Regions from separate parts of the Homo sapiens genome. Here region 2 is linked to region 1. Evidence: chromatin contacts called from ENCODE Hi-C or POLR2A ChIA-PET data. All regions are on one chromosome and are shown on one strand. The core of a region is the stretch at or near the end of the contact, and the rest is flanking DNA. Distances in the headings are between cores, read along the strand shown.

Region 1 (3,942 bases), core at 820-3,319:
GCCCACCCATGACCCGTGCCTTTTTGCCCGTGTGCCCTGGGAGGTGGTGATGGTTGCCACCTCCTCCTTTCCATGCAGGTGAGAGCTGGGCTGGATGAGGTGGTCTCTTAGGTCCCTTCCAACTTGAAGCTTCCCTGGGTCCAAGCTTAAGGGATGGGCAGGGACCTTTCGAGACACGCATTTGGTGGGAAGATGCCCCTGAAAGGTGCCATGGAGTCATCTGTGGCAGTCCGGGTGCTCTTTGTCTAGGCCAGTGTTGGAACTCCGGGGAGGGGTCCAATTCCGTATCAGTGTGGCGGGGACTGGCCTTCCAAAAGGCTGTTTTCCAAGCGCTTGATGTTCATGCTGTTTTCATTCTAAGATGTGTATTTTGTCATTGCCTAACATTTCTGAAATTGGGAAGCATTTTAATGTCTGTATGTGTGTTTAATAAAATGACAGTCCCTCCAAAGAGAGAGCTGTCATTAAGATAGTGGTGGGCCACACACTTAGAGCCTCTTAGACCTCACAGGCTGTCGTAACTGGTGATAGGCGGCCTGGGCTGATGCAGGCTGCCCCCAGGATTCAAAACAGCAAGTCCGTTTTGAAAACCCTTGTCTCTGAAACCTTCCAGTCATCTCTGTGGGCTGTCATCTAATTTTGCTTAAACACTGCATTTGCCTCCCCTCCCTCACTCACAAACCTCCAGTGGCTCCCTATTTCTTCTACCTGAACCTTGGACTCAGCCTGGCTTTCAGTCTGGCCCCTGCATCATTCTTTCTGCCTCAATCAGCCACTCACCCAGTTCCTTTCCAGTAGGAAGATTTCATGATCTCCTCCGAGGCAGGGCCGTCTCTGACTCCACCGGGTCCCTAGCACAGGGTCTTCGGGTGGCAGGCATTCCGGCAACACTTGTTGGCTGATGCATTGATGTGGCTGCAGCTCAGACCTGAAGTCCTTTGGGCATTTTATTACCATCAGCATCTGGGCAGTGTAACTCGAGGATTAACAGAGTTATAGGAGAAAACTCCACTCTAAGAATGGCTAATTATTATTATTTTTTAACCAACTACAATTTACAGAGGGTTCGTAGAGGCACAAAAGAGCACACACCCTGTAAACGAGGGTTAATGAGAAAGCTTCCCGATAGCTTGTGCTTCATCAGCAACAGAACAGCGTGTAAATAAATCTAATTTCTCTCCAACTCAACTCGTCACAGGCTTAATTACCGCAGCCACAATGTGTGCATGTGTGTGTTTTTTTCATTAGCGAAAGAGGGTCATTATTAGCCATGTCTGGTAAGAATTATGATGAAGAGCCTGGCTTACCCTCGATAGGTGTCCTCAGAGAGCAGAAATGAACTTTCCTTGTGAACTAAAGAGTTCCCAATTAAGGTGGTTTGGAGGAAGCAGGAAGCGGCAAGCAGATTAGAAAAAGATTACAGAAACGGGAAAGCGGGCGAGGAGGCGGGAGGGTTCTGGTGGGCTCGGTTAATGACCGAGGGAGGAAGGTTTTCTTCTGGGGGCTGTGCCCTCTTTTCCCGCCTGCTTTGTTATTTGCTTGCCCAGAAATCCTGGGGGCTCCGAGACCCCTCCTGGGGTCCTGTCTTGCATTCTGGCTCCAGAGAGCTGAAAATGAGACTTGCACTTGTGGGGGGACAGGGCTTGACCGCTCCCAGCCACCTCTTTTCGATGGCTTTTCACACCTCCCTCCCCTCCTGCTGAGGAGGGAGGCAGGGGAGAGCGTGCCGCTGCCACCGCGGAAGATAGCCGCACCGGCGGACTGTTGCAGTGAGTGTATTGTTCTAGAAAGAAATAGCTGAAAACCCTGAGTCAGAAATTAGTTAACACAAAGGAAGTTGAACCCTACAGGCCAAGTTCCAATTGTCTGCAGGAAGTGCCCTGCCCAGGGGGCCCTTTGAGGGAGGATTTAAGTCCATTCTGCCTGGCACTCTGTACACAATGTTGGCAAAAAAAGTTTTTTCTTTCCTTCCGACCCCAGGCCCGCAAGCCCCCCATAATGATTGCTTTCCTCATTAAGCAGTGCAGGAGGCCGCACTTTGAGGTGCAAATACATCTCTAGTGATTGAGAAATGCAGGCGGCTTCTCCGGCTTGGTGCACATGTGTTACGGCTGCTGAGACGCTGTCTGTCCCTGAGGCAGCCCGAGCTGCCCCTCCATCCCTTGCACTGGGCATAGGGCAGACCTGACAGCTTTCATAGTGGAAGAGGACCTGGAAGCCTCTTCTGGGTCTGAGGGTCCCTAGCATGTCTTCTTCTAGGTCCTGCTTGGATGCCTCCAGGGATGGGAGTCTCATCTCATTCCAAAGCAGCTTGATCCCTATTGGCAGCCCTGATGATCACATTTACTGAGCACTTACTGAGTGCCTATAATTACTTAATTAAACAAACATTATTGAGAATCTCTTCTGGACCAGGCACTGTGCTAGGCATCGGGGATTAATCAATGACCCTGGATGGAGGTTTCCTGCCCTCTTGGAGCTTACGCCAGATTGAATGCAGGAGGGAACTGATAAATGCAATGATGAATGCTTTGAAAACTAAAAGTGTGTAGAGAGAGGGCAGGTTAGGTGGGGGCAATGCCACTGCCTTGCTCAACAAGGAGGAGTTACTAAAGCCAAACTTCTCCCCGTTTCTTTATGAAACCCCACCTGACCTGGCCTTGGGTTGGGGCCTTTGCATAAACAAACTATTCTTCCTCCACCTTTTAATGCCTGGCTTTTTTTTTTTTTTTTGACGGAGTCTTGCTCTTGTCGCCCAGGCTGGAGTGTAGTGGCGCAATCTCAGCTCTCTGCACCCTTCTCCTCCCGTGTTCAAGTGATTCTCCTGCCTCAGCCTCTGGAGTAGCTGGGATTACAGGCGCCCGCCACCATTCCCAGCTAATTTTTGTACTTTTAGTAGAGACGGGGTTTTGCCATGTTGGCCAGGCTGGTCTCGAACTCCTGACCTCAGGTGATCCGCCCGCCTTGGCCTCCCAAAGTGCTGGGATTACAGGCATGAACCACCATGCCCAGCCAAATGCCTGGCTTCCTCGTGCCATTCAAGTGTTTGCTCAAATGTCCTTTCTCCAGAGAGGCCTTTTTTGATAGCCAGAGCTGAAGCTGCCTCTTTGCTTTTCAACAGTTCCTGTCCTAACACCTTTTATTGTTTTTTTTTTTTTTTTAAATAGGGTCTTACTCTGTTGCCCAGGCTGGAGTGCAGTGGTGCAGTCACAGCTCGCTGCAGCCTCTAACTCCTGGGATCAAGTAGTCCTCCTGCTTTAGCCTTCCAAGTAGCTGGGACTACAGGTGCACATCACCACGCCTGGCTAATTTTTTTTTTTTTTTCTGTAGACAGGGTCTTGCTATGTTGCCCAGGCTGGTCTTAAACTCCTGGGCTCAAGCAATCCTCCCACCTCAGCTTCGCAAAGTGCTAGTATTATAGGTGTGAGCCACCGCGCCTAGCCTCCTATCACCTTTGTTTCAATACTTGCCTTGCATTTATCACCCCCTGAGATTTTCTGATTATTATTATTTTGCTTTGAGACAGAGTCTTGCTCTGTTGCCCAGGATGGAGTGCAGTGGCATGATCTTGGCTCACTGCAACCTCTGCCTCCCGGGTTCAAGTGATTCTCCTGCCTCAGTCTCCCAAGTAGCTGGGACTACAGGCTCACGCCACCACGCCTGGCTAATTTTTGTATTTTTAGTAGAGATGGGGCTTCACCATGCTGGCCAGACTGGTGTTGAACTCTTGCCCTCAAGTGATCCACCTGCCTCAGCCTCCCAAAGTGCTGGGATTACAGGCGTGAGCCACTGTGCCTGGTCGATTTTCTGATGATTATATTCCTTGCTGCCTAGTGGATTTTGTCTCTGCGGTTGACTGCTGTGTTCCCAGCCCAGGACATTGCCTGGCACACAGCAGCCCCGCAGTCCTGACTTGTTGAGTGGGTGAGGACATGTGAGGCT
Region 2 (3,942 bases), core at 1,032-3,531, 74 kb before region 1:
CCTCTTGGCAGGGAGCGGTGCAGAGAAACCTGCAGGGTCTTCTGGAAAGAGGAAGAGCAAGCAGTCAGGTCAGAAATTCAATTTTGGTGGAACTGGCTGGCTGACACAGGATTGTATCACCTGGGATGCTTCGAGCTGCAAGATGTGCAATCCAAGTTCGGAAAAGCTCAAGCATGAGGGGCTGTGAGATCTCCTAGGATGAGAAGTGTGGAGGAGTGTGGCTGCAGAGAACTTAGCTGAGCAGCTCAGTACTGTCAGCAGAGATCGAGCTGCCTTCTGTCTTTATGCTCTGTCCTGCTCAACTCATTGGCTGGTGCCCTCGGATTTGTCTCCTCATGATGAAGAAATGGCTGCTGTGGTGCCAGACATCACCCCCCGACACATCAGTGTCCAAAGACCAGGAGAGAGAAGCTCCCTGACACAGGCCTGTCTTTAGGGGAAAGATACCTCTCCTAAATGTCCCCATGTTCCCTCCCTTGTATCTCACTGTGTTGACAACGGCATCCCTTGAACATCCTGCACCAATCTCAGGCCAACATACGGAGCTCCCTTTGGAGTTAGTGAATCTGGGGATGTTCAAGCAAAATTTGAATTAGGCCAGCAAGAAAGAAGGAGGGGGAAAGGCTGCTGGGGAGCACCCAGCACTGTCTGGGGGAGCTTGTGTGAGCGGCTGTCTCTTCCCATGCAAGGTTCCGGAGCATCTCCCTCATGTCATGGGAGCTCTCCCTCACATCTCATCAGTCCCCCGGCCTCAACTCATGTCCTAGGACTGTGCCGTTCTTTCCTCTGCATGGCTTTCCCCGTGACTGAGACTCTTCCTCTGTACTAGCCTGCCTGGCTCCTTCTCCTTCTTCTGGACTCAGGTTCAATGTCACCTCTTCTGCGCGGCCTTCCCTGACCCTTCTCCCAAAGTGGGCCCACTGCTGTTACTGTCTCTCTCTTGCTCTTTTTAATGTCATGTGAGTTGTTCTCAGTAGGAATTTATTGATGTATTCACTTGTTTACAGTTCCTTCCTCAGTGGCCGCTCGACTGTCCCCGGACAGGGGCCAGGTTTGACTTGCCCACTCTTGTGTCCCTAGGCTTCAGGAGAAAGGGTTAGTGGGATGGAGAAGGGATTCACAGTGCCTGGCATGTAGTTGGCATTTAGGAGATATTGACTGAATGAAGGAGCCGCTTGTCCCCCATCTTACCTGAATTCCTGTCTCTTTTTTCCTGTTTCTGTCCTCCTCTCCACTGGAGCCCCCACATTTCTTCTTGTTCTTTGAGGAAGAACAAGAACTTCTCCATGAGCCCATGGAGCTGACTTCTCTTGACAGTGTTGGGATTGCTGGCAGGGCTTCTCCAAGGGCCACTTCTGTGAAAAAATCCAATCTGGAGGTAGGGCATGCAGTGGTGAACCTGTGCAGCGGAGTGGGCTGAGGAAGGGAGTCTGGACACAGTTCAGCCGCCTTCCTGGCTGGTAGGTGCCCGCTGAAGCCAGGGGGCAACATGGATGCTGGTCTGGACATCTGGATCTGACCCTTTCTGCACAGGTTTGGTCACTTTGCTCCAGGACAGTTTTTATTTTTGCATTTTTATTTAGAGACAGGGTGTCACTTTGTCACTCATGCTGGAATGCAGTGGTGTGATCATAGCTCACTGCCACCTCCAACTCTCGGGCTCAAAGAAGGAGGGCTCGTTTACACTGCTGGGGACTCCCTCTGTCCATGAGATAGTGGGATCCTTCCATTTCAGGGGTATCTAGCCCAGCCCACTCCTGGGAAAGCAGTTCCGTTGTGAGGATTGCCAATGCCAGATTGTAAGGCTGATCTGGGAGCCAGTTGGTCATTCTACACAACACAGAGGTGGAAAGAGTTGGCTGTGATTCCTTCAAGTTTAACAAGCAATCTGAGTAACTGCCTGGAATAGCCGGCTTGACCATCCCCAGGGCTCAGATGACGTGGGTCTGGGGACAGCCACATGATATGGGTGCTGCTGCATTGTTGGTGTGGGACTGGGGATAGAGGAGAAAACGGCTTGCTCTGGCTGGGTTGGCAACATTGGAGGGTGAATGAGGGCCCAGCGGGAGCAGGGATCAGACCAGGAGGCGAGTGGAACCAGGCTAGAAAGGGTCTTGAAGGCCACAGGCCAGCCTGCCATGAAGCCTCCCTAATTTGAGTCCTCAGCCTGCCAAAAATACGGTTCATTCTCCCTGGGGGTAGAGAAAGAGCCTCCCTGGGTCTCCAGACCTCTCCTCCATAGCCGGTTGTGGGACAGATGATGGCCTTTCTGCGTGTGCGTGGGCGGGACTGTAGTGTATGTACAAGGATCCACACAGGACTCGCCTGGAGCATGGCGCCCGCCCAGGGGCTCTTTGGGGAATTTGTTGGCTGCAGTGTGAGTCTAATGAGCAAAGCATTTGGTGGTGGGTCTGTGGGTTCCCCAACAGGGTTTGGTCTCCCCAAGTCCCTCAAAGTGGAGCTGTTTAAGCTGGCGGAGTCTTTTCTAGGCCCCTGCTGTTGCTTTTAGGGAACTTGCTTATGTTATGTTGCCTTTTCTTTTTCAGTGGGAAGTGTCGGTGTGAGTAATTATATATATTTTCACAAACTCGAACTATGCTTCATTTAAACTTCTATAAACATGTCTGTGTAATTCTAATTAACTGCTCGCATAAAGCCATCACAAGTTACATGGGGAAATGCTCATTTGCCAGACTGTTGCCTAAAAGCCAAGGAAAATATTATGTTCTTCCAACAAACGGACTATTCATGTAGACTGTTACCAAGATAAACAGGAGATATTTGAGGACAAGTGAGATTCTAAGCAGCGATGGCTGAGCCTCCCGTAAGTGGTGTTATTCAGGGTTGGCAGGGTGGGTGGCTTGATTGAGTGATAAATGCTCTTCAAGAAAAATGCCTGAATTTGGAATGTGGGGTCAGGACCCTGGAGATGGGCCATCTGGTGGTGCTCTTTGGGCAGGAGGCCACTGTGAATTTCGTGAAAAGTCTGAATCGGAGAAGAGTCAACGAAATGGCTTGCACTTGTACTTCCAGGAAGTTCTTTTAGCAGTTCATACTAGGGTCACTAAGAAAGTGTGTAAAAAGAGATTCTTGGGGCTGCTTTAATAAATGTGTAAGAGTGATTTCAAGTTAATCATTCAGACTGGGCATGGTGGCTCACGCCTATAATCCCAGGGTTAGGGGATATTCTACCCCCAGAAAAAGAATGGAATAGCTCTTTCTCTACCCCCACTGAAAAAAAAAGGCAACATAACAATTTTTCCGGAGGCCGAGGCAGTAGGATTGTTTGAAGCCTGAAGTGTGAGACCAGCCCAGGCAACATAGACCCTATTGCTACAAAACATAAAAATGCAAAAATTAGCCTGGCGTGGTGGCACATGCCTGTAGTCCCAGCTACTCGAGAGGCTGAGGTGAGAGAATTGCCGGAGCCCAGGAGCTCAAGGCTTCAGTAAACTATGATTGAGCCGCTACACTCCAGCCTGGGAGATAGAATGAGACCCCAACTCAAAAAAAAAAAAAGTTAGCTGTTCATTCATTCATTCTTCCATCCAATCAAGTATTACTGAGCGTCTGTCGTGTCCCAGACTAGGTAGGGTTCTTGCTGCTGCAGTGAGAAACATCCAAACCCCTGCCCTCCTGGAGCTGATGTTCTGCTTGTTGTTGTTGGTAACCAGACAAGGAAGTGAAATGTATACAGTTTGTCAGAGACGAGGGCTCAGGAAGACAAGGAAGGATGAGGGGTGGGGGAACTGGTGAAGACTGTCTGGTGTGTTTGAGGAGGGATGAGGCGGGGGCCTGCTCTGTGGCTGGAGGCTGGAGCGAGCAGGTGATCGGGAGAAGTGGGTGATGAGGTCAGATGGCTGACCTGGGCCGGGAGATGTATCTCTTTTATTTTATGCGGAAGATGTTTCTGAGCTGCTTGGCAATTATATTTTTTAATAT

What was found. A loop is a pair of places that touch in the nucleus more often than their neighbours do. ChIA-PET counts read pairs that join two places held with the same protein, here RNA polymerase II (POLR2A). Pooled maps may share reads with other maps.
Region 2: a loop to region 1 is called in a map of endothelial cell of umbilical vein, with 3 times the contacts of the local background. The contact joins two enhancer-like sites. A Hi-C loop is called at or near these places in 7 of 168 maps with a recorded cell type or tissue (Ramos, Right ventricle myocardium inferior, cardiac septum and 4 more) and 4 of 50 pooled maps. POLR2A ChIA-PET finds 5 or more read pairs at or near these places in 1 of 52 experiments (H1).

What each region holds. Positions count from the first base shown.
Region 1 is chr16:49,752,821-49,756,762 of GRCh38, reverse strand. The region is part of intron 2 of ZNF423 (zinc finger protein 423); the gene reads left to right. Among named protein-coding and RNA genes, the nearest start is that of ZNF423, 100 kb to the left of the region's middle. RefSeq lists enhancers at 1,494-2,152, 2,153-2,811. Within about 2 kb of position 2,069, at least 9 of the 41 ENCODE cell types and tissues checked have a DNase peak (open chromatin) inside an H3K27ac peak, as active enhancers do.
Region 2 is chr16:49,827,098-49,831,039 of GRCh38, reverse strand. The region is part of intron 1 of ZNF423 (zinc finger protein 423); the gene reads left to right. Among named protein-coding and RNA genes, the nearest start is that of ZNF423, 27 kb to the left of the region's middle. RefSeq lists an enhancer at 2,113-2,660. Within about 2 kb of position 2,281, at least 8 of the 41 ENCODE cell types and tissues checked have a DNase peak (open chromatin) inside an H3K27ac peak, as active enhancers do.